3 separate regions of the Mus musculus genome follow, and regions 2 and 3 are each linked to region 1. Evidence: chromatin loops called from intact Hi-C (ENCODE). Cell type or tissue: left cerebral cortex. All regions are shown on one strand.

Region 1 (8,000 bases):
AGTCATTTTTTAATGGGATGAGGACAATCCAAAGACTGGGAGAGGGGGACTGGAAACATCTGCACACATCTGATAAACGGACACTATCAAAAGTATACAAATAAAGAAGCTTAGTAAGAAAATGGAGCAACCCAACTTAAAAAACAGACCTATCACAAGAGAAGATGTCCCACTGGCAAATGACATATGAAATGATGCTTGATGTCATATGTCACCAGTGAACTACAAATTAAACAACAGCATGGCATTACTACAGACTTAACAACAATGTAACACTACTACAGACCTAACAACAGCACTACTACAGACCTAACCACAGTGTGACACTACTACAGACCTAACCACAGTGTAACACTACTACAGACCTAACCACAGTGTAACACTACTACAGACCTAGCCACAGTGTAACACTACTACAGACCTAACCACAGTGTAACACTACTACAGACCTAACCACAGTGTAACACTACTACAGACCTAACCACAGTGTAACACTACTACAGACCTAACCACAGTGTAACACTACTACAGACCTAGCCACGGTGTAACACTACTACAGACCTAACCACGGTGTAACACCACTACAGACCTAACCACGGTGTAACACTACTACAGACCTAACCACGGTGTAACACTACTACAGACCTAGCCAATGGTTAAAGTCCGCTACATGGGCACTTGGTATCTGCATGTGAGTCATCCTGGAAAAGAGATGCTGAAGGCTTGATGAGTTATTGCTGTAGCATCCAATCTTACTCACTCCTCTTTATTTCCTCAAAGAAGTTGAAATTTTATGGCTGTGCAAACTTGTGCATAGAGGTCTGTAGCAGTTTTATCTGTGAGAAGAGTCCTTCTGTGGGTGAAGGGATAGATAAACCAGCACACACCATGGTGAACTGTTCAGCCCTAACCACAAAGCAGCAAACATGGAAGAAACGTCAGTCTGTTTCTAAGTAAACAAAGCTGGTGTGAACAGGTTGCTGACTGTGAGGTCCCCCGCCATAGACATCCTAAAAAAGGAAGAGTCATGGAGACAAGAAAAAAGGCCAGGAGTTGCAAGAATTGCCTCAGCCTGGCGTAAGCAGCCGTGGCCCTTCCTTACATGCCTTGACTGTCACCACTCAGAAAGTTCAGCCACAGCCAACTGACATCCACTCCACAAAAGCCTCCACTCGAATCTCGAAGCTGCCGTATTCACAAGTTACTTTTCAAACACATCCTTTAAAGATTTGAACATGCCAAAGTTTACTTTCCAACTGCTTTAACAAATGGAGTGCATGAGGACCGGGATGGATAAGAAACCAAGGTACCTTCTGCTCAATTTTGCCATTAGCCTAAAACTGTTTTAAAGGAAAAAAGAGGAGGCGGGGGAGGGGGAGGGGGAGGGGGAGGGGGAAGAAGAAGAAGAAGAAGAAGAAGAAGAAGAAGAAGAAGAAGAAGAAGAAGAAGAAGAAGAAGAAGAAGAAGAAGAACCAGAACCCACAAATTTTATTAAAGCAGACAACAACAATGGCATCAACAACAGAAACCCTTAAATCTGGGAGACTGCTTGGGTGCCCACATCACACAGTACTGCTGCTACATCACACAGACCTTCCAGGGGCCATGTGGAGGGTCACAGCAATGATCACTGGCCAGACACTGCCCCTGGGGAGCAGGATTTAGTGTGATCATGAAATCATGGTGCCTGGTACTGGATATGTTCTGCAAACAGAATGACCAAGGTCTTAACTGACTGTCAAATCAGAAGATAGGACGTGAGAATCAGAGCTAAATCAGAAGAAGCACGCTCTCCTTCTCCATGCTTGTTGGACCACCAAAGCCACAGCACCCAACCTGTCCATCAGCCATAGACACTCCGCCTCATCAGCTAAAGACCCTTCCGGTTGACCAGAGTCTCCACACCCCATCAGGCATCAAGGTCCCGCCCCGTAGCTGTGTACCTTTCTTGGGGCTGGGGTCACTGTTCTTGGCCTCCTCCTTCTTACTCTTGCCCTTGACTTTGCTGCAGTAATTCTGGTGAAGGACTACCCACTTGAGGATGCTGGCAGCCACCGTGCGCCGGAAGTCATCTGCAGGGACACCAAGGCCTCGCTCCCACTGCCCACCCAGAGCAGAGAGGCGGCAGAGTCTGCCGTGTGGGCCTCCCTGCCTCCCTCACCAGGCGAGTCCCCATTTGTTGCTCACGCACCTGTCCACACCCAGTCCCAACAGCTGCTCCATCCAGCTACTGCTCTCCTCGTCCCTTTTCCATTGTTCTCTGTCATCACTGCCCCCCCCAACCCCTCAGAGACCCGGGGGATAGTCCCAGTACTCCCCTCACAACACTACTAGGATCCTCTGAGAAATCTAAGGGGTCTCTCTGGACCCCGTGGACCATCTAGAATGTAGCTCTCCCCTCTTGAGGGATCTTGGTTGAACTCAGCACATAGGCAGAGCAGCACAGCTGTGCATCCTGCCAATCTAGGCTCGAGGTGAACCTAGGCTCTGAGCAGAAGGGTATCCACCCAGAGATCAGAAGTAGGTGGTACTGCTCTGAGCCAGTGCTGTGTCCCCTCAGAGCCAAGATCGGAATATTTAGCACTCTAGCTTCTGTCTGCCTCAGGTGGTTTTTACCAAACTGCCAACATGGCCTATGGACGTGTCCAGGCTGGCCCTTACCAAATGTAGTCCTGGCCCTAGGGACATGCGATAAACCTCAGAAGGCCATGGGTCACTCACCCAAGAATTCCTGCTTCTCGCTCTCAGTGCAAAGGCCATAGCACCGTGGGAAGAAGGTGTTCGGGTTGGCTTGGACGTACCAAGGCAGACTTCTCATGTTCAGGCAGAGTCCAATCTCCAGAGAGAGCAGTGTATCAGGCCCCTCAGGGGGCAGCCTCACATAAAGTGAATCCCACTGGGGACCCATGTTTGACTCAGCCCATGTTCCCTGGGAAGGGGTCATCCATGGCACTGAGAGTACCCAGAGACAGAGGGAGGAACGTGGGTGCAGGTGGGCATGTGGGATAGAAGGTGTGTGGGGGAGAGTGTCCCCAGGAGAAGCCTGTATGTGACCTTCTGGTTCTCCCAGCTGTAGATGGCCCACCCACTCAGACTAAGCCCAGGCCCTCTCATCCACCTTGGTTGTGAATGATGCTGTCTTCCCGTAGTGATTTAGCATCTGGTCACAGGTCAGGCTGTGGTAGTCCACAACATCCCTCTTGATAGTCCAGAGGAGGTATGGGATCTCGTTCTTTACCAACCTGGACTGGCAAGAAGAGCCATCTATCAACATCTAGAATCCAGGGCTCCGTGTCTTTGACATGCTGGGACATAGCTGAGGGTTGGGGGTGGGACACAGACTGTGTTGATTCTGGCTGAAGGCTCCATCTCAGCTGAGGTCACATGGCTCCTGAGGGCCACACGTGGTGGTATGAGGACAACCGGAACCACACAGGGTGTGTGCTGTCCAGAAGCCAGCTGCTTTTTCTCAGTTGGGGGCTGGAGGTAAATTTGTACTCCTCCCAGGCTGGCATCCATGCGAGACTTAGACATGTGCTCTCTGCGGACTGGAGGTAACTGTGATGCTCTGAGATCCAGAAGTGTGGTCCAGAGGGAACTTTCTACCAGAACCCCTAGGAGGCAGCTTTTCTCCACGGTAGAGCAGGGGAAGTGCCCAGGATCCGGCACTCACAGAAGAATAAATTAGATTAACTGCACAGCTGCCTTCAAAAATCGAATTAACTCCATAAACCTAATGCGTTTATCGACTGACCACCTGTCATTTTATTCTCTGTCCATTTTATTTGGTTTTTTAAAACAAACATTATGCATGATATACACAGACATTCTGGATACCTGATCTTTTAAATTACATGTCTGGGAAAAAGTTCCACTTTGTGACTAACCTTTTTGTCTTCTTTATAGAAGATACAGGAGAGCTTCAGAGGAGTCAGGCTAGGGGCCACTGGGGTACAACTGCTGTGTTACTGGAGACCCCATCTGATCACTGGCCAGGCCCCCTGCCTCCATCCTGTAATACACGGACCCCCTGACCCCACCTCTCAGCATCTCAGTCCGCAGCCACACAGACCTCTACTTGTGCTAGTCACTGTGGGATGCAGGAGCTAGGGGCAGGATGCAGGGAAGCCAGATGCCCCAGGGACCATGTTTCCATACAGGAGTCTTACTTCTGTAACAGCGTGCTCTGTCTTACTTTAAAAAAGCCATGTTATACCCCAATACCAGGCCACGCGGCCTACCATCACATCGTGGATATCATCGAATCTCTCCAAGGCTATTTCTTGATTTTCTTTGGTCTCAGCACTTTTATCTGCAAACAAAACACAAGAGACATATTGCTGCCACCATACTCGGGTACCTCACCTGACTTCCTGGAGGGCTGGCGTTCCACTATGGAGGGATGGCCATTTGTCTACTAAAAGCTCCAAGTGAGGTTTGCCCGGGGGCAGCGGCTGTGGAGGCCACACGTGGCATTCCCTCCAGCATCCTGTGTACCATCCCACCTGTGCTGTGCTGTGCTGGGTCAGGATTGAGGGGATGCTGAAGACCAGATGACCCTCAAGGCAGAAGGCCATAGAAGCTTGAGGCATGAGTCTGGGAAGGACTGGTCTGAGCTATGGGTAACCGAGGAGCGGCCTTGGTGGGGGATGGACCTGGAGGAAGAATGGCTAGGGTGGGGTGTGGGCATGGGGACACCAAAAAGTGACTGGTACCATATTAAGAGTGTGGCTGTCTGGGATGTGTGAGGTTGGGAAGGCAGGGGATACACGAAGACGGATGCCAGTGGGTACGTAGAGTCAGCACACCTAGGATGGCTGACTTATTGGCCATGTGTGTATATAAAAAAAAACCCTTCATGGGTTTGCAGCCCCATAGGAAGAACAGCAATATCAACCAACCAGACAGCCCCAGAGCTCCCAGGGACTAAACCACCAACCAAGGAGTACACATGGCTCCAGCTGCATATGTAGCAGAGGATGGATGGCCTTGTCAGTCATCAATGGGAGGAGAGGCCCTTGGTCCTATGAAGGCTCGTAGATGCCCCAGTGTAGGGGAATAGAGAGCGGGGAGGCAGGAGTGGGTGGGTGGAGGAACACACTCATAGAAGCAGGGGAAGGGGGGATGGGATGGGGGTTTCCGGAAGGGGGGAACCGGGTAAGGGGACAACACTTGAAATGTAAATAAATTTTAAAAAATTAATTAATTAAAACAAAACCCAAAAAAACCAAAAACCAAAAAACAAACCCTTCCCAGGACAAGGTATTCCACCCATGTGCCGTTTACCTTCACTTCCAAGGTTCTGGAGAGCTTTGGGGAAGAAATTGAACTTCTTCTCCACCCAGCCCTTTCTTCGCAAGGTGGCCCGGATGACAGGGTAGTGTCCATAGATGGAGAAAATCTTCCTCTCCTGAAAACAGCAGCGGCATCTTAGCTGAGGCCCTCGGCAATAAGGGGATTGAGGTGACCTTCCAAAGTAGCCTGGACCAGACTGCACCTCGGCAAGGCCACACACACACTCTGCCCAGAGAGCACAGGAATGCCGCCCTCAGCATGCAGAAGGGTGCGCGTGCGTGTGTGTGTGTGTGTGTGTGCGCGCGTGTGCTTGTGTGTGTGCGCGTGTGTGTGTGTGCACATGTGGGGGCTCGGACATATAATCCCCACAGTTGCTGCACTGCGTTTATTCATCGTTGGGTTGGGATTACAGAGGTGATCACTTCTACACACTCATTCACACACTCAAAGGGGCCAAAACACAACCAAGAAATCAGCACTTCCTGAGCAGCTGTAGCCCCGACTCAGAATTTCTGTAGTCCCAGGATTTCTGGATTTGGGATACAGGTGGGACACACAATTGCACAATGCCTGAGGGTCTAGGGAAAAACTGAGGACTCCCAGTGCAGCTGTCTTTTATAGAAAAGTGAGTGTCCTGGCTAATTTTATGTCAGTTTAACACAAGCTAGAATCATTTGGGAAGAGGAACCTCAACTGAGAAAATGCCTCCACCACATTGGTCTATGCCTGTCGGGGTGGGGGTTGGGGGAGCATTTTCTTGATTGACAATAGATGTGGGAGGGCTGAGCCCACTGTGGGCGTCACCACCCCTAGGCAGAGGTTGTGTAAGAAAGCAGGCTGAGCAAACCACAGGAGTAAGCCAGTGAGGAGTGAGCCTCTGCTTCATCATCTGCCTCCAGGTTCCTGCCTTGACTACAAGCCTGTAGCATGAGATAAACTCTTTCTTCTCCAAGAGGTTTTTGGTCATGGTGTCTTTAACACAACAAAAGAAACACTAAGACAAGAGAGTGTGACGCCTGTTTATAAAAGCTGTGGGTGCCTGAGTTCAGAATGGCAGAAAGAGAAAAACTAACGGGTAACAGAGGAAGGGGCAGGGCCAGCCCAGAAGCTGCTGGAATTCTGACTCATCGCTTGGAGATGGTTAGCTGCGTGTGGTTGAACAGGAAGTTGGCAGCTGGTGGGAGAACCAAACTGTATACTACCTCAGTCTTAGCCCAGGGAAAGGTCATGGAAGGGATCATTGCTTGTTCCCAATGGTCTCATGTGCTTGAGGTATGGTCACCAGGATGGAGTGGGGACATGCCCAGGAAGGGTAAGTGTGAGCTAGCTCTCACACAGTGAGCAGTTATAAAAGAGTGAGCCAAGTCCCCATCTCCCTCTGATCTCCTCTGTCAAATATTCCTTTCCTCCTACCTGCGTGTCTACAATGGTGCCATCTGCCACATGGTGACAGTGACAGAGCCAAACAGGCAGAGCTGCTCAAGCTCTGGCTTTCAGCCCCTCAAGCTGGGTGGTGAGTACATTTGTTTTCTTAATAAAAGTGCAAAGCCTCAGGTATTTTATGTAGTCACAGACAGAAAGCTGACATTCACAAGGGTACCCCAAGCCAGTGCAGAAGGCAGTGACATGACCCGTGTACTAGGTCACTAGCAGGGTCAGGGACGGGCAGGGTCAGCTGGGGTCAGGCAGGAGTGGCGGCACCGAACCACTGGTGTCCTGCAGCAGACGTACAGACCCTGATGGGTCACCATGCAGGACACTGTCCCTGGACTCAAAAGAGCAAGATGACAGGACATATGGGACTCACTAGCATCACCCTAAAATGGTGACAGGACTTTGCAGATGTCACCGAGGCCCTAAGTCAGTGGGCTCTGATGGATACAGTCAATCTCCTGAGGGGCCTAAACTCATCAGGTTATTCCTAACAGAGGCTTGAAGCTCAGAGGATCCCACAGAAGACGGATTCATCTGACTCCCAAACAGCTGGAAGAAGAGATGCTTAGGAAGTGAGCGTAAGCCAGACATCAGTGAGATCTTGGTCAGCAAACCAAGCCACTACCAGAGTCCCAGACTCTATCACAGAGACACAGACAGGCTGAGCCCAGAGCCCATCACACAGACATGAATAGAGAGACAAGCTGAGCCCAGGTCCCAGCACAGAGATCCCAGACAGAGACACTGCAGTGAAGTTTTCTATAGATAAATTTTGTGTTGCCAGGTGTGATGGTTTGTATATCCTTGATCAGGGAGTGGCACCATCTGAAGGTGTGGCCTTGTTGGAATAGGTGTGACCTGGTTGGAATGGGTGTGTCACTGTGGGTGTGGGTATAAGATCCTCACCCTAGTTGCCTGGAAGTTAGTCTTCCACTAGCAGCCTTTGGATGAAGACATAGAACTCTCAGCTCCTTCTGTGCCATGCCTGCCTGGATACTGCCATGTTCCCACCTTGATGATAATGGACTGAACCTCTGAACCTGTAAGCCAGCCCCAATTAAATGTTGTTTTTTATAAGACTTGCCTTGGTCATGGTGTCTGTTCACAGCAGTAAAACCCTAACTAAGACACCAGGTAACAGAGATACATAACCTTGTCCCACTGGAAGATCTGATCCTATCCAGGAGACTACTTAGAAGATGCCTGGAACTAAGTTCTGGTACCCACAGGAGATCTGTGAGCCAGAGGGTCCCACCAAACTGCTGTTAGGG
Region 2 (8,000 bases), 140 kb after region 1:
CCCTAGTTTCCACCTTGGAGTGACTGAGGTAGGTAGAAAATGAGACAGAGTGTGGGGAAGGGGAGGTGATGGGCACCGTACATAATGTCACCTGCCAGCTCTACGGAGCAGCCTGCCTTAGAAGAAGAACACCTGTCCAGAGCCAGCCAAAGCTCCAGGTCAGAGGATCAGAAATCAGCAAATAGCCAGATAGGACAGCACAGTATTTAATCCTAACACTAGGGATGCAGAGGCAGACAACTATCCAAGTTTGAGACCAGCCTTGTCTACATAACTAGATCCAGTCTAGCCAGGGCTACAGGACCATCTCAAAGTCAAACCAAAATCCCAAATAATTCAGTACAGAAAAGGCATGTTGTTCTCCAAACTGATGGCATTCCAGGCCGAATTCAGTATTCCCACACGTTCTAGGAAGGGACTTCTGAGACCCATAGGAACCCTGGGAGAAAAGTTGGCTGCCTCGAGGCTGCTCGTTCCCCTAGAGAAGACAATCCCTGGTCCGATGGCCTATGACCACAAATTGGCCCCTACGTGATGATGAGCAGGCATGCCAGCTAAAGTAACCCAGAAACCTCGGGGTGCTGGCCTCTTCCCTGCTCCCTGGCTCTCCCTGTTCACATATCCATCTGCTTCCTACGCGTGGTACATAATCTTCCTTCTTGCATGCTTTGTACCCACTCCCCACCATTTGAGCTCAGCCTGAACACCCTGGGACTTGGCTCAGAGGGGGAGACACTCAGACCCTAGGGAACCACTGGTCTGCATGGTACCAAGGCCAGATGCAATACTTTCTTCATAGGTCCTGTTTCCCAAGTGCCACTGACCGTAGACTATCCAGACAGTGGCTGTGTGCGTGTGTTGCCCCGGAGCTTATGCAGAGCCGCAGTAGACATGGGAAAGGCTGGGCGCACTGGATCCAAGGGGCTGGCTCTTTGGGAGAACTGAAGCCAATAAAGCAGCCACTTCTCACCTCTGTTCTTGGATAAAACCTAGAGGGACCTCTCAGAAGAGTGCTGTGTGGGAGGGGTTGGGGCTGTATTGCCCTGTGGAGTTGACCTGCAAGGGGCTGCTTCTGGGGAAGGGGCTCAAGTCGTGTCCTGAAGAAGCAGGCAACATGGTGGGTACTGGGCCTAAATGTCATCTTACTCCTCGGAAGTGTCCTCTGCTCCCAGGGCTCTATGAGCTAGTCCCCTTCCTGGACACAGATGGCCAGGGACCTGTATCCTTCCGATCCCTGGGGTCAGACAAGGCTTGCCAACTTGGGGCTCTACTTCTGTGGGACCTTCATGATGGTCTTTGCTGTTCTCAAACCTGGCCTCTCCTTGCCACACCCCTGACTAGGAACCTAGTCCCCTCTATTTACTCCCAATAGCTTCAGATAGCTCCTTTCTCTTTCTAAGGACTCTGGGCTCCTCTGGCCATGTTGAAGCCTTTCCCTGCAAGCCTGACATGCATTGACTCCCTGCATGGCTCACCTCAAAAAGCCCCTCCAGCAGCTGCTCTGCTAAACCAAGGTGCACTCCATCTGCCGACTCTGATACGTCACCCACTCATCCTGTGGCGCCACAGAACCTGCTTGAGCAACGCAGGCTGGGGAATGGCTGTTAGAAAGCAGAACTCAAGCTGGCCATGCTTTTTTTTTTTTTTTTTTTTCCTCCAAAGCAAAGCCTAAGATGTAAGGGGGGCCTGGTCTCTCCCAGCTGAAACCTGCCGTGGTTTCCCCGGCAGCCTGGCTGGGCATGTCCTCCAGACACCGGTTCCTATTTCTGGCTCCCATAGACACCAGCAGGTTATAGGGCAGCTCTGGTTTTCATCCCCAGCAGCCACTTAGCCAAAATAGAATTCTGGCACTTCAGGGTCAGCATCTAATGAAAAATGTCATGCCATCCTTTGCCCCTAGTCCAGCACTCTTCGACCTATGGGATATCTCGTATCAGATATCCTGCCCATGAGATATTATGATTCATAGCCATAGCAGAATTACAGTTAAGAGGCAGCAACGAAAGAATTTTATGGCTGGGGGGTCACCACAGCATGAGGAGCTATTAAAGGACCGCAACATTGGAAAGGCTGAGAACCACTCCCCTAGACAGGCAAGCAGGAAAGGTGGCACCATGGTCTGCCCACAGAAAAAGGACAGGCTCAGGGAGAACACTGCCAGCCAACCAGGGCTAGAACCCAGGCCCCTTCCTGACACTAGCCTATCAGTGGGGTTTTCAACCAAACAGTACGGGTACTCAGAGAGGAGCCTCATTGTGCTTTGTGAACGGGTAGAGTGGGCCTGGCAGTCTCAGCTCTAAGCCCACCCCTGTCTTCTGTTAAGCAGAATGAATGGGGCTGAGGAGGCCTGAAGAGGCCACAGAACACAGACATCAAAGTAGTGGACAAGGGGGGGGGGGGATGAATGGTGCTTCACTAAGGAGCAAAGAAGGCAGAGGTCCCCTTGAGGCCAGGCCCTCCGGGAGACCAGGAAGCTGTAAGAAGATGCTGGCAGGAAATACCTGTCAGTAGTCTCCATGCGGGCCTCTTGTGTAACAGACTGCTGGAGGGAATTCTGCCTGGTGCAGGAAGAATTCTCTTCCTCAAAGTGGCCGACTTCCAGGAGGGCCATTCACAGGTACAATGTCAAGGCAGGGTCTCCAAAAATCAGGGCCAGAGTTGTAACCCTTTGGAACCTGAAAGGGCTGGATGGGGCAGCTGGGAACTAGGCAGAGATTACTTCCCCTTTGGAGGGCCCGTGCCAGGGCCTGCTCCAGGTCGTCACTGCCTGGCTCTCACAGGAGCCTATCTTGGGGTACTCAAATGGAGACGTGTCCATTATGGGCTCACCCGGCTCCTCTCATCCACTCATCAACCCTGATCAGGAGGACCTGCAGCCCGGAGACCTGGCCTGAGTGGGCCAAGTGGCCTCTCTCCCTGCCCTACCCTTTAAGGTGCCCTAGGAGACTGGTGAGTTTGAAGCCTGCGTTAAGATACTGGGCACTTGCTGTCACTGGGGCCCCGCCCACCCTGAGACCTCCGCAGTCTCCGGGCTCTCAGTCACAAGCAGCTGAACACGTAGGAAGTCCTGATGGCCTGGGGCTGACTGGGCCAGCTTTTGTCCCTTTAGTTCTGCCCTTGAGCCTCTCCACTTGGCATGCGATTCTCCAAGGAAACCAGAAGGGCGCCTCGTATGATCCCTAGCTTCTGTCCCGGTCCAGTGCGCTGACGGCTCCCTAGACTCCAGGCCGTGGTGCGGACGGACGCTTCAAGAACGCAGCCCCGTCACACAGACTCGCCTGTGGGGGGCCCAGCACCCCGCGGTGAACTGGAGTTGCGCTCTAGGACCTGGGGGCGTCGGGCCGGGAGGCGGAGCCCTGCGCTTAGACCCCGGCGGGGGCGGGGCCTCGCGCGCGCGGCCCTGGGAGGTGTTTCCCGGCATGCTGCGCGGCCCGCACCCTCGGCCCGTCCGGCCCGTCCGGCCGCCCCGCCCCGCCCCGGCCCAGCCCGTCAGCCCGGCGACGCGCGCATGGAGGCCGGCTGAGGAGCGCCGCCGCCTCTCTCGGTACGCCGTGGCCTGACCGGGCGGGCGGGCGGGCCGGGGCTCCTCGCGCCTCGACGGCGCGGGCGGGAGGGCGCGGGCTGCAGGTGGGGACTGCGAAGACCAGGGTATCCGGAGCTCACCGGGTCGGGCTGACCCAGGACGGTGTAGATGCTCCTGGGCTCTGCTCCTGGGCTCGGGAGTCCCCGAGAGGACCCCGGAGGCTCAGAAGCGCCCTCGCTGGCTTTGGGACGTCAAGAGCTTCTTTAGAAGTGGGGACAGTCTCCAAGCTTTCGTGCTCCCCAAGCGGAGGGGCTGGAGGTCCGCTGGTCTTGTGCGACGCAGCTGTCCCTGGGCCTCCTTGTCTGTCTTGTCGCCCTAGGAAGACTCATCTTGCGGTGGCCGTGGTACTGGGGGCAGGATGCCAGCAGGGCTCTGGCACAGTGGACTGCTAGCCGGGAGCCTGCAGGCTCCTCCGGGGCATCTCCAGGTGGACAGAAACCAGGTCCCCGGGAGAGCTGGCCAGGCTTCTTCACCTCGGGTTTGTTTCCTCTTCCGGCCCTCAGCTCTGCCACACTTAGGTAAAATATGTCCTGCCTGAGCAGGTTTTCCCGGGTCCTGCAGTGGCTGGGCTCCCAGAGACAGACCAGAGGAGGCCAGGGCTTTTGCACACCCTGTCATTTCTTGCTGTCTTGGTTTTCTGAGTAGACAGTGAAGGCTTGTCTAGTTTTTCCAGTTGATCGCGGTCAGCTTTGGACCAGCGGTGGGGAGCAAGCTGCCATCCGAGAAACAAGCTGCCATCCGAGAAACAGTTTTGTTTTAAGAGATTGAAAAGCTTGATGGGTGTGTCAGATCAGGGTGGTAACAGGGTTTTGTGGATTGAGAAATTTAAACGTTTATTCCTCTTAGTATAGCTTTAAAGGTTGGCAATCCTAGGTCTAATGCTAGTCTTTCGGGTGACTGATGAAGGCTCTGCCTGTCCTGTCGCCCTTTCTCGTTGTGTCCTCATAGCTGTTTAGTGTCTCTTACAAGGACACCAATCCCATCGTGGGTCCTGCCTTATGGCTTCACTTGAGTTCAGTCGTCTCTTAAAACCTCTGCATGTTGATGTAATTATTTTGAGCCTCATATTTTCGGTGTATGGATTTGGGTAAAACACACTTAGTATGGATAGATCCAGAAGAGAGACGGCTGTGGGGCTGGGCAGGTGGGGAGCTTGACTGACGTGGCTCCAGTTACTTGGACCTAGTATGCCAGGGCCATACCTCCTTGTGGGCCCTGACATGAGTGGGCCTTTTCTGCTCTTTGAGCCAACCCTTCCCTCTTAAAACTGCAGACTACTGGAAATTTTCAGAGGCTAGTTCCCCTAGAAATTTAGCAGATGCTAAAAGTTCTGTTGTTTAGCATATGGAAGCATCGAGCCTGGTTGGTAGCAGGCCTGGAAAAGTATCCCTACAGTCCTGCTCATTCGGGGATGCTGGTTGACACGGCCCTGCTTGTTAGGAAATGCTGGTTGAGGCCTCTTTGACAGAAATCCTAGCTCTCTGACTTTATGCTATGAAGGTTTACAGTGTGGTCTTGGCTGGGAATGGGTCTGGAAACTGTCTGCTAACTGACTGGGGATTTATGAAGAGATTTGGTCCCTGGGGAGGTTGGGCAGTAGGAAGATACTTCTTACGGCGTGACTATGTCTGAGAAGGATGCATGACAAATGTTGTGGAGGTACAGTGGCTGGGTGCTTAGGTGAGTATGGAAGTGGAGGGCTACCTCAGTTGCTCAGCCAGGAATAACGATCAGGGTGAGGAGGTACATCTGACAGGCAGGAAGCCAAAGGATCAGAAAATGTGTAGATTTGATAGTGCCGGGTACCCAGAATCACAGACTTCTGGCTTAAGGAGTGGGGAGAGGCTGTCAGTAGCCTTCTTGCCTGACCACCCCTCCCAGCTGGCCCTGCTCTAGATGATGGGTTGTATCGAGTGTGTCTGATGATTCAAGGGCTCAGGGCTTGTCTCCTGACCAGCCTGTGGACCCCTCCACCTGCCATATAACCAGAGGTGAAACTAGTCCTGCTATGGGCCAGCCAGGGAGTCTCTCCAAGGCTATCTGGAGCCAATGTTCCAACTCTGGTAGCCTCCATACCCCTCGAAGGCTCAGAGGCACCCTGGATGAGCTTTGAAGGGTAGATCTACCAAGCCAACTGCAAACCTGGGGCAGCCCCACCTCTTAAAGGGCAGGGCAGGCATGGCCGACGTGGTTCTTTCCCATTTGCTGGCTTTGCTACAGCCTCTGGTTGGCCCGCCCACTTATACAGGATGTTTTAAGTTTTCATCTCATGCTCTGCGGCCTGGTGCTGCTGTTAGTAATACTGGTTTGCTTCCGTGTCTTTAGCCAGACCAAGGGTTATCCTCTCCTTTTTCACTGTTAGTCGCTGTTTGGGTTACCCTCCCTGCCCCTGAATGGGGTTCCATGGTGTGGAAGGGACGGTCCCTAACACTGTCCTGGAAGGCAGGTTCTTCAGAGCCCTCCCCCCACACTTCCTTGTTCCTGTTTCTTTGAAGCACTTAATTCTGTTAATGAAAGGTGAAGGGTGAAGCTCCAGGCACAGATGCCAGGGTGTTTACTGTTGACTTGGCTATGCACAGGCTCTGAGCCAGCCACGGCAGTTCCCAGATGTGCTGACCTTTATATAAAATGTCCAGGCTGTGTTTTAGGACAGGTTCCAGACTAGGGAGGAGGGGGCCCCCAGGCTGGAGCAGTATGGTAAGTAAGCTCTGCTTGCCTCTGTAAAGACAGCCAGCCTTAGGCCAGGAACATAAGGTTTCTGAGGCTGTCTCAGGGTCTCTGCCACCCTCTGCCCTACCACAGTTCTTCTTGTAGAAGACTGATAGTGCTTAGGCTTGGCCCCATTTTCATACTGGACACACATTAGAGGTTTGAGTATACCCAGAAAGACGCCTAAGTCACATACAGCAGGACCAGAGAAAGCCAGGGCAGGCAGGAGCCTGGAAGCTGTAACAAGTATGCAGACAGAAGTGGTGGGTACCACTGTCATCCTACCACACCCCCATTCTGACACAGTTCTTTCCAGAACACATGTCCCTCAGTACACATGAAAACAGAATCATCCTTTCTTGCTGTAGCCAAAGGAAAACGAAAATATTCTAATTTCTTAACATTATAAAACCTAGAGGTCTTTTTTTTTTTTTTTTTTTTTTTAAATTTTCAGGACACAGTTTCTCTGTATAGCCCTAGGTATCCTGGAACTCACTCTGTGGACCAGCCTGGCCTCAGACTCAGAGATCCACCTGCCTCTGCCTCCTGAGTACTAGGATCAAAGGCGTGCGCCACCATGCCCCACGGGTACTGCTTTTAGAAGAACTGGTGTTTGATCCCTGTTGGTGTACAACCACCTGCAACTTTGCCCCCAGGGCATCTCTCCCCTGTGGGCACGAGCCACACACAGACACACAAATATACATGTTTGGTAATATAATCTTTTTTTAAAAATTACTATGCCCAGGGGCCAGATTTTTCCAGCAGACTTGTCATTTTTAAAGAGCTTTCTTTAGCCTGGACCATTGTATCTGCTGAGTGTTCCTGTCCTGACTGCTTAGCCCCTGTGGGATGTATGATAATTACACAATTGCGGCACACATACACACACACCTTTGTTAAAGCAACATATATAAAACAAATCTTTCATTGTTTGTAAGTGACCTGTACATGATGACTGATGGTTTGTTTTATTTTGCTTGAGGAGATAGCTTCTATAATTCATGAAACCCACTAGCATGGCACCAATGCCTGGACATGTTGCTAAGACTGTGTAGTTTAGGGAAGCTGGAGAGATGATGGTGCTGTCCTTGCAGAGGACCTAAGTTCAGTTTCCAACACTTATATCAGATGCCTTGCAACCACTTGTGGCTCCAGCTCCAGGGTAATCTGCCCTTTGTGGCCGTCACAGGAACCCAAGCACATGTGCACAGACACACATGTATGACTATGGGAGTGCGTGCGCGCGCGCGCGCGTGTGTGTGTGTGTGTGTGTGTGTGTGTGTGTGTGTGTGTGGCTGCCAGGTAGGCAGTGTCTCATTGGCAGATATGAAGTCTGTTAACCTTGCTGTACTGTAGTCTGAAACTGCCTTTGTCCCTTTTGGTCAGTGTGGCACTCTTCCCTCTGCACCATCTGGGACTCTTGGCCCCCAACCCTGGGCCTCCCAGTAACACAGTAAAGATCCACAACTCTATGAACTGGTTTGTCACCAGGGTACCACCCTTGTCACCAGGATACCACCCCTTGTTAAGTTTCTACTACACTTTCTTCCATGTTAGGCTTCTTTGTCTTTTAAACTAGAAAAACTGTCTTGACTTCTCAAGATGCTAACTGTTGTCTTGCTTAGCCTTCTTCCATCTGGCTGGTAGCCAAATGGTTGTGGCCATCATTATAAAAAAAAAAAAAAAATGGAGAGCTTCCTTGAAG
Region 3 (8,000 bases), 150 kb after region 1:
GGTTGTGGGCGTCGTTGGCATGGGGCATGTGCCTGGCATTGAGAAGAACTGGAGTACCGACCTCAACATCCAGGAGATCATGACGTGAGTGCCTCCCCACATCACCCCCAGTCCCTGTACCTGCACATGGTGGTGACCCACACAGGGGAAGACCTTGGGCTTGCACTTGCAGCTAGGCCTACCATACTTGTCCCCTCCACAGAGTCCCCCCACCGTCCATCTCAGGCAGAGTGTCCCGGGTGGCTGTGAAGGCGGCCTTCTTTGGTCTCCTGGGCTATAGCCTGTACTGGATGGGCCGTCGGACCCTGAACCTGGTCCTGTCACTGCCTGCTGCACAGTTCTGCCTCCAGAGGGTGAGCGAAGCCCGGCCAGGCCGGTAGGAGGACCGTGCAAGGAAGAGACTGCACCTGGGGGCTCTGCTCTGCGCCGAGTGGGGTGCTCACGAGGAGCTGGCGCCGCCCGTCTGGGGATGTCCCTGGGGACAGATGCATCCAAGCCACCCCCTATGGGGGCCTAGGCCAGGCTTTCCCTGCCTTCCCAATGCCCAGCCCACCCAAATAAAGAATATTTAACTGTCTGAGCCCAGGCTTCCCAGCAGCCCACACACACACTGTGGGGCCACCTATGGGCATCAGGGCCAACCGCAGTGTCAGGACCCAGCGGCCTAGTTCCAAAAGGACCAGAAACTGAGGGGGAGGCACTGAGACACCCCACCCTTAACCCCAGGTGGGTTTGGCAAGCTGTTGCTCTACCTACCTCACTGTGCCTTGTGCTCTGGCCGGCAGGAGCATCTGGGCCTGAGTGCATCTCACTGTGGGTTTGGGGCTGAGTGGCCATGCACCTCCCTCCTGGGTGTGTGGGGCCTGGCCTGGCCTGGACATGCATGTGGCATTGCCAGCTGCATCTCTGCCTGCAGAGAGTCTGGTTTTGTGGGGTTTTGTTTTCTGTTTTTGTTTTTGTTTTTTAATGTCAAAAAGTTTTTTACTCAGGTAATTTTGACGTCAAAGAGAAAACAAACTGAAGCAAATATCAGGAAATACAAGCCTTAAATCCAGTGAGGACAAAGAAGTCATCTTTTTATTTGTGTTTGTGTGCCCTGAGTGGGCAGTGTGTGTCAGAGTCGGCTTGGGGGTCCAGGCCAGCCCCTGCTAGACACCACTACAGCTCAGAGTGGCGTGGGGCTGCCTCAGATATGAGCCTGCAAGGCTGCCCTTGGTGTTGGTAGGACCTTAGCCTGATTGCTGTGCATTAGGTGAGAGGCCCAAACTGCACTGAGGGCAGTAGGCACCCACTATGGGCCACGGCTGGTTTGTGTGCAGCCAGCCATTCATGTGTACAGGCTGTGGCTCCTAGTATATGGCACAGCCTGGCAAGACCTAGACCACATTGATTGTCCTTGTGTTGGCTGCCAAATCAGGTGAGACACGGAGCTGGGTGGGGACACAGGGCTGGCTGGCTGTGTACTCTGTCTCACACTTGTGGACTCATTCCCTAGAAAGAAATAAATTTTAATTTTGGAAGCTCCCGCTTTGTGAAGTGTATGGAAATGGGACTCAGGCGATGGGGCACTGGCTTCCTCTTTTGTCATCTGTCCCCAGGTCTGCAGGATGCTGGGGGTACTCCTGCATGCCAGGGGACATACTACCCACCTTAGCAAAGTATAGAGGCTGGACCCTGGTGCTCACTAGTGCCTAGCAAGGTTATCTGTGTGCCAGCCAAGATGAGCCTTACATGTGCTCAGCACCTGTACACCCTCTGGTTCACACTTTACTGCCTGGCAGTGGGAGAGGGGGAGGAATGTAGGAGTGGATCAGAAGATCCTTAAGGTAGGTTGTTCTTGCCTGTGTTAGGAGCATTGAGGCTGAAAGAGTTGTATATCATTGCCAGGCCAGAGCAAGGCAGACCCTGAGGGTAGTCAGTGACGTCTGTGTTAGTGGCAGCAGGAAGAACACATGCTCTGGCCAAGGCTAAGATACTACAGGCTCTGTCACAGAAAACAACACCTACCCACCTTCTCACCGCCCATGCAGAGGGAGAGGGGATTTGACAGTGATCGAACAGCTCCAGGGCCACATTTGGGTTCATTGCAGGATTTTTGTTTTTCTGTGTGTGGGGGGAGGGGGGGAGTGGATTTTCTTGTTTGTTCAGTTTTTGTTTTGTTGAGAAGGTTTCTCTGTGTAGCCCTGGCTGTCCTGGAACTCGCTCTGTAGACCAGGCTGGCCGTGAACTCAGATCCACCTGCCTCTGCCTCCCAAGTGCTGGGATCAAAGGCATGTGCCACCACATCTGGCCTCATTGTAGTTTTAGAAGCCCACTATGGCCCTAGGAAAATTTCCAGAGATGAATTCTTGAGGTGTAGAACTGAAGAAAGGCTGAAAAGGAGAAAGACTGCCAGGAAGGAATGCGTGCATTTGTGCTCAGAGTCTCCTGTTTGAAACTAACAGGTTTTCCTGAGCACTGGATGCTGCCTACCTCTCCACCACCAAGATCCATAGCCACCTAGATTGCAAGTGACAGGCACAGAATGGAGAGAGAAGGAAATGCTATCACTTCAGGGAGAGATGCTGTGTACAAGGGAAATACAACTTGAGGCACCAATAGGGAAGGACTTGGGGACAGAGGACCTAGCATGCATGCAGAGCCAGGTTTCAGATAGGCTCAGAATCCCAGCTGGAACCATTGCCCAGCCAAATTATTCCTGTAGCAAATCTTGGGTGGCCAATTCCCACCTAGCCCATGGATCCCAAGAATATTACCAGGACTTCTGGCCCTTCTCTGGACAGAACAGATGAGGAAAAATTGTCCTAGTGGCAGGGCACTGCATATTCCACATTATAAAAACATATTTGTACTTTATTTTAAAAAGGGATCTACACACACACACACACACACACACGTTAATAGTGTCATATAAACAGCTGATGCAGGACTCGGGTTCTTAGTGTTTGCAAACCCTGCTACAGAGAGGAGATGATGGAGAGCAAAGCATCAGCACCATAAATCTAAGACAAGATTGACCAGAGAGGCGAGAGTAAACTTTGAAATGACTGCCTGGCTTTGTTTACTTACCTATATAATCGGCTGGATAAAGAGGAGATGAAAGACACATCTTTAGGATGCTAAACTACTGTCTTAGATTGTTAGCTGTCTGAATAAAACAGTCAAAAGATTCCATGTCTGTTTCTATGCATGTGATGGACAGTACCACTCAAACCCACAGCACCCAGGGAATGGCCTTGGCTTCACCTCTAGTTAAGGGGTGAGGGGGCCTGGTAGTTTTTTAGGGACATCACTCAGCCTGTAGGCACACTTGGAGTAGTCCAGTCTGGCATATGTCACCTGGGTGGGAGCTTCGGACCTCGGCTGGCCTGGTGCACAGGTGCCAGAAGTTAAACAGCATCTTAGGTCCACCCTCTGCGACGGCTCGTAGCCTGGAAGTGGACAAACGAGAGGCGACCAATCAGAACCAAGCTTCTGGGCGTGCCTCCCACCAGCCCCTAACTGGGTGGGGGAAAACTTCCGGTCGGGGCGAGCAGGCTTCCGGCGAGGCGGCGAATGGCCTCTGTCAGGGCCGCGGTCGGGGCCTCGCTCGCGGTTGCCCGAACCCGGCCACGGTGCGTCGGTCTCGCGCTTCCGTCGTCCGCGCCCCGGTCCGCCTGGGCTGCAGCTATGGAGCCCACGCCGCGTTGGCTGGCAGGGCTGCGCTTTGACAACCGCGCCCTGCGTGAGCTGCCGGTGGAGACGCCGCCGCCTGGGCCGGAGGACTCCCTGGCCACCCCGCGGCCGGTGCCCGGAGCCTGCTTCAGCCGTGCGCGGCCGGCCCCGCTACGGCGGCCGCGCCTGGTGGCGCTGTCAGAGCCCGCGCTGGCCTTGCTGGGGCTCGAGGCCAGCGAGGAGGCCGAGGTCGAGGCCGAAGCTGCGCTCTTCTTCAGCGGCAATGCGCTGCTGCCGGGCACCGAGCCCGCCGCGCACTGCTACTGTGGACACCAGTTCGGTCAGTTCGCTGGGCAGTTGGGCGACGGTGCCGCCATGTACCTGGGCGAGGTGTGCACAGCGGCCGGCGAGCGCTGGGAGCTGCAGCTCAAAGGCGCCGGCCCCACGCCCTTCTCCAGGTGCGGAACTCCCGGAGAACTTCCCGGAGGCGACACCCTTCTGCGCGCGTGGGTGAAAAGGGAAGGTGCCCAGTGGCGCTTTCGCCCGGGTAGGGACAGCCCTACGTCCAAACTCCATGAATGGTTAGGACCTAGGTGGAGGAAGACAAAGAAACTGGCAGGGAAGGGCCGAGTGGCAAGAACGGGCTTACTCTCTGGCTGACACTCAGAGAGATCTCTCTCCATCTGCCAATTCTGTCAGGTGGAGGGGACACACCTCTAATGGCTGTCCGATGTGTTTTCAGAAACACAACGCGGACTTTGGAACCAGTTCCCCGAATGATACTGTTTGCTGAACATCTTGCCCAGAGTCTAGTTTTCAGAAGCAATGCATTGGGCTGGTATCCAGACCTATTATCTGGAACCATACTTAAACAGTATGCTTCCTCAACTTGCCCAGCCTCTAGCAGACTCTACGCACTGTCTAGGGACTGTGGGCACAATCCGTTCTTATACCCACCTTCTCTGTGACCATTCTCCCAAGCCTGTCAGTTCTAATCGTGCGCGCGCACACATGCACCCACCCACCCACACACACGAGTGGATAGTTCTTGTTTTCCAATGGAGAGTACCACAAGTGTCCAATACAGTCGTGGATCCAAAACCATACAGGCCCAAAGGAACAACTCTTCTTCCTCCTCCTCCTCCTCCCCCCCCCCCTTTTTTTGTACAGTGGTGTTTTGCCTGCATGTGTGAGAGTTGAACCCCTGGAACAGGAGTTACAATTGTGAGCTGCCATGTGGGTGCTGGGAATTGAACCTGGGTTCTATGGAAGAGTAGTCAGTGCTCTTAACCACTGAGCCATCTCTCTAGCCCCAAGGAACTCTTTAAAAAGAAAAACCAGAAGGGGGGCATCAGATCCCGTTATAGATGGTTGTGAGCCATACAGATGGTTGCTGGGAATTGAACTCAGGACCTCTGGAAGAGCAGCCAGTGCTGGGCCACATCTCCAGCCCAAGGAGCTCTTCTTAATTAAGTCCTGCCACCCAGGTACAGACAGGTCTTAGGGGCTCTGCTCCTGTTTTTCGCTATATGATTTATTTAGGTTAGATGCTTGTTAGATGACTAAGAAACAGGAAATTGGGCTTTTACGGTTTCTCACTACATCTGCTTCTCATCCTTTCTTCCACCAGTCACTAACATGCCAACCATCCCCCAATGCCAAGCTGTCTTCATCTCTCAACATAGTGGTTTCTTCCTCATCTTTCCACCCCCAAGCCAGATTTATGGTCTCGCTGGCACCCTGCTGCTCACTGGACCAACCTTCTCAGAGGCTCTTGGAAATATACGGCAGATGTATATTCCAGGGCTCCTCAGCTCTTCATTTTGTGAGCAGCTTTGAACTTTGCATTTTGATAATTTATGTTCACCAGTTACCAAAGGTGTGTAGACCCTTGGTGTCAGGATAATTTGATATTGAATTTTTTTTTTTTTTTTTTTTTTTTTTTTTTTTTTTTTGTACAGGGTTTCTCTGTATAGTCCTGGCTGTCTTGGAACTCACTCTGTAGACCAGGCTGGCCTCGAACTCAGAAATCTGCCTACCTCTACCTCCCAAATGCTGGGATTAAAGGCATGCACCACCACTGCCCGGCAGAAAGGCTTCCTTATATTTAAATATCTTGATGCTAAGAATCAAATCCAGAGTCTCATGTGTCCTAGACTACTACTGCACCACATATCCAGCCATGAAAGGTGCTTTTTAAAAAACATTTCCTATGCATCAGTGAGTTGCCTGCATGTGTGTCTGTGTGAGGATGTCAGATCCCCTGGAACTGGAGTTGTAGTTGTGAGCTACCATGAGGGTGCTGGAAATTGAACCCGGCCAGTGCTCTTAACCGCTGAGCCATCTTCTCCAGCCCAAGTGGTGCTTTTCATACTTGATTTACTTATAGTTGGTATTTCCACACCTGAGGTCAGCTGTTTCCATGAAGTCAGGGATCCCTTTGACCCTTGCTTAGGTCTCATCCTTGTGTGTCAGGGTTTCTCATCTCAACACTGCCAAGACTTGAGGCTAAGGTTGGAGGTGGCTGTCGGGTCGGGGCTTCTAGAGCCCTGAGATGGGTGAGTGGCTTCTGCTCTTAACTAGACTCCAACCAGGTTAGCATAGACTATGTTGTGCTTTTTTTGAGACAGGGTCTTACTTCAAAACCGTAGTTGTCCTTGAACTTGCAGAGATCCATCTACCTCTGCCTCCCAAGTGCTGGAATTGAGCACACATGCCTCCACACCAAGCTGGGTCTTCAGCTTTTGACCCTTCTGTCTTCCATGCACTGAGATTACCGGGCCATATATAAACAGCATGTTTGATCAGTTTGGTCCGTTCCAGGCAAGGTCCTCTATTGGTTTAGGAACCTAAGACATTACTCCGGCAAGGAGGGGCTGTCGATGCAGCCTGCCCAGGTAGCCACTGTGCTGGGCATCCAGTACTGTACTATATTCTGCTAAAAACAAAACAGGCCCAGTGTATAGGAAGAGTCCAAGTACAAAAACTACCCATAAACTGTAGCTTTCTTGTCTCATTTTGTTCTCTAGGTCCCTGTGACTGGTGGCTCAGACCCTACTGAGTCCGCCAGCCAGACACAGGCACGTGGCTGTGTAGTTTTGTTTCCTTTAGGGGTGTGAGATGTGCAGCATGTCAGCAACTGCGTGTCACAGCACTCCTCACTATGCTCCCCTCAGGGACTGGCACAGGCTGAGTCCTGTGAGAACCGCTAACAGCTTACTCATGAGCTTGGGCCTCTGTAGCTGCAGTTTTCTGTTTCCCATGACAACGGGCAGTGCTGGTGGGTAGTATGCATTAATTACTGTAGGGATGTTTTTGTAACACCTGTGAGGACAAAACTGCAGCCTTGAAGGTGGCTGGGGGGGCATTGAGGGGGGACAGGGGAGGTCTCTCTTCACCTAGCTTTAGTCATATGACGGCTACCCCAAAGCTCTTGGGAAGCTTGGTTCAGAATAACCTCCGCCTGACCGGCTCCTTGGCCTGTGTTTGATTTCAGACAAGCCGATGGTCGCAAAGTCCTGCGGTCAAGCATCCGTGAGTTCCTGTGCAGCGAAGCCATGTTTCACCTGGGAATCCCCACCACGAGGGCCGGGGCCTGCGTCACGTCTGAGTCTACAGTGATGCGAGACGTGTTCTATGATGGTAATCCAAAATATGAAAAGTGCACGGTTGTGTTGCGTATAGCTCCCACTTTCATAAGGTAATGCTGGGGTCCATTAGGCCTATCTACATGCATTTGCTCCTAGAGCATACGCGATCCATGCTTATGCAGCCAGGATGTTGACCCGGCTCCTGAACAAGCAAGAGCTCCCGGCTGTGGTCAGGACTCAGCCCCAGATGCTTCTCAATGCAGTGCCTGACTCATTAGTCCAGTCCTTTCTGCAGATGCCTGTCTTGCCTTCACCTGAGCTTGGTGTCCAGCCGGCAGGGGCTGTGTGAACAAGGAGGTGGCTGGTGTGATCTTAGGATTCTCCATATTATTGTACCCAGGCTAGTCAGTCATCAGCACTCAGCACACATGGCCCCTGCTGGCCTCTGGCTTTTTCTGGCCTCAGCGAGGATGGAAAGGGGCCAAAGATGGTAACTGCTGCACTGTAGAGGCCCATTCCCCTGACTTAGCTGGCTTTAGAGTAGAGGTCATCCTGTGCCTTGGACAGTGGTGACAGCACCACTGCCCTCTGCCCACCAATTGCAAGCATCAACCCAGTTACAATTTTTAAAAAATGTCAGCTGGGTATGGTGGTGCACACCACTAGTCCCGGCACTCAGGAGGCAGAGGCCAGAGATAGATCTCTGAATTTGAGGCCAGCCTGGTCTACAGATTGAGTTTAAGAATATCCAGGGCT

The links. Hi-C counts contacts between places; a loop is a spot of excess contacts. Peaks named below come from ENCODE experiments on the same cell type or tissue, not always from the same donor. Only the 100,000 strongest peaks of a DNase experiment are listed, where the experiment ranks them.
Region 2: a loop joins it to region 1, with 2.1 times the contacts of the local background. A loop is called at or near these places in 3 of 42 quality-filtered maps.
Region 3: it touches region 1 in a loop (2.8-fold over the local background); 2 of 42 quality-filtered maps call a loop at or near these places.

What each region holds. Positions count from the first base shown.
Region 1 is chr15:88,930,717-88,938,716 of GRCm38, forward strand. It overlaps Ttll8 (tubulin tyrosine ligase-like family, member 8), which reads right to left. Exons shown (of 12, transcript NM_172818.3): 3 at 5,287-5,410; 4 at 4,242-4,312; 5 at 3,119-3,247; 6 at 2,722-2,836; 7 at 1,944-2,072. Among named protein-coding and RNA genes, the nearest start is that of Ttll8, 20 kb to the right of the region's middle. In left cerebral cortex, a CTCF peak has its summit at 3,627; DNase peaks (open chromatin) are centred at 3,619, 6,177, 6,381 and 6,749.
Region 2 is chr15:89,072,598-89,080,597 of GRCm38, forward strand. It overlaps Trabd (TraB domain containing), which reads left to right and starts at 3,467. Exons shown (of 10, transcript NM_026485.2): 1 at 3,467-3,544. It overlaps 1810021B22Rik (RIKEN cDNA 1810021B22 gene), which reads right to left and starts at 3,257. Exons shown (of 4, transcript NR_040417.1): 1 at 3,017-3,257; 2 at 1,476-1,601. It also overlaps a transcript of Panx2 not described here. In left cerebral cortex, a CTCF peak has its summit at 3,257; DNase peaks (open chromatin) are centred at 1,535, 2,232, 3,052, 3,323 and 1 more place; H3K4me3 peaks cover 3,148 bases; H3K27ac peaks cover 2,102 bases.
Region 3 is chr15:89,085,554-89,093,553 of GRCm38, forward strand. It overlaps Trabd (TraB domain containing), which reads left to right. Exons shown (of 10, transcript NM_026485.2): 9 at 1-84; 10 at 203-1,522. The coding sequence ends at 380. Selenoo (selenoprotein O) reads left to right here and starts at 3,485. Exons shown (of 9, transcript NM_027905.3): 1 at 3,485-4,112; 2 at 7,151-7,354. The coding sequence starts at 3,556. In left cerebral cortex, no CTCF peak of the experiment used is centred here; DNase peaks (open chromatin) are centred at 3,484, 4,260, 4,622, 5,337 and 1 more place; H3K4me3 peaks cover 1,801 bases; H3K27ac peaks cover 1,593 bases.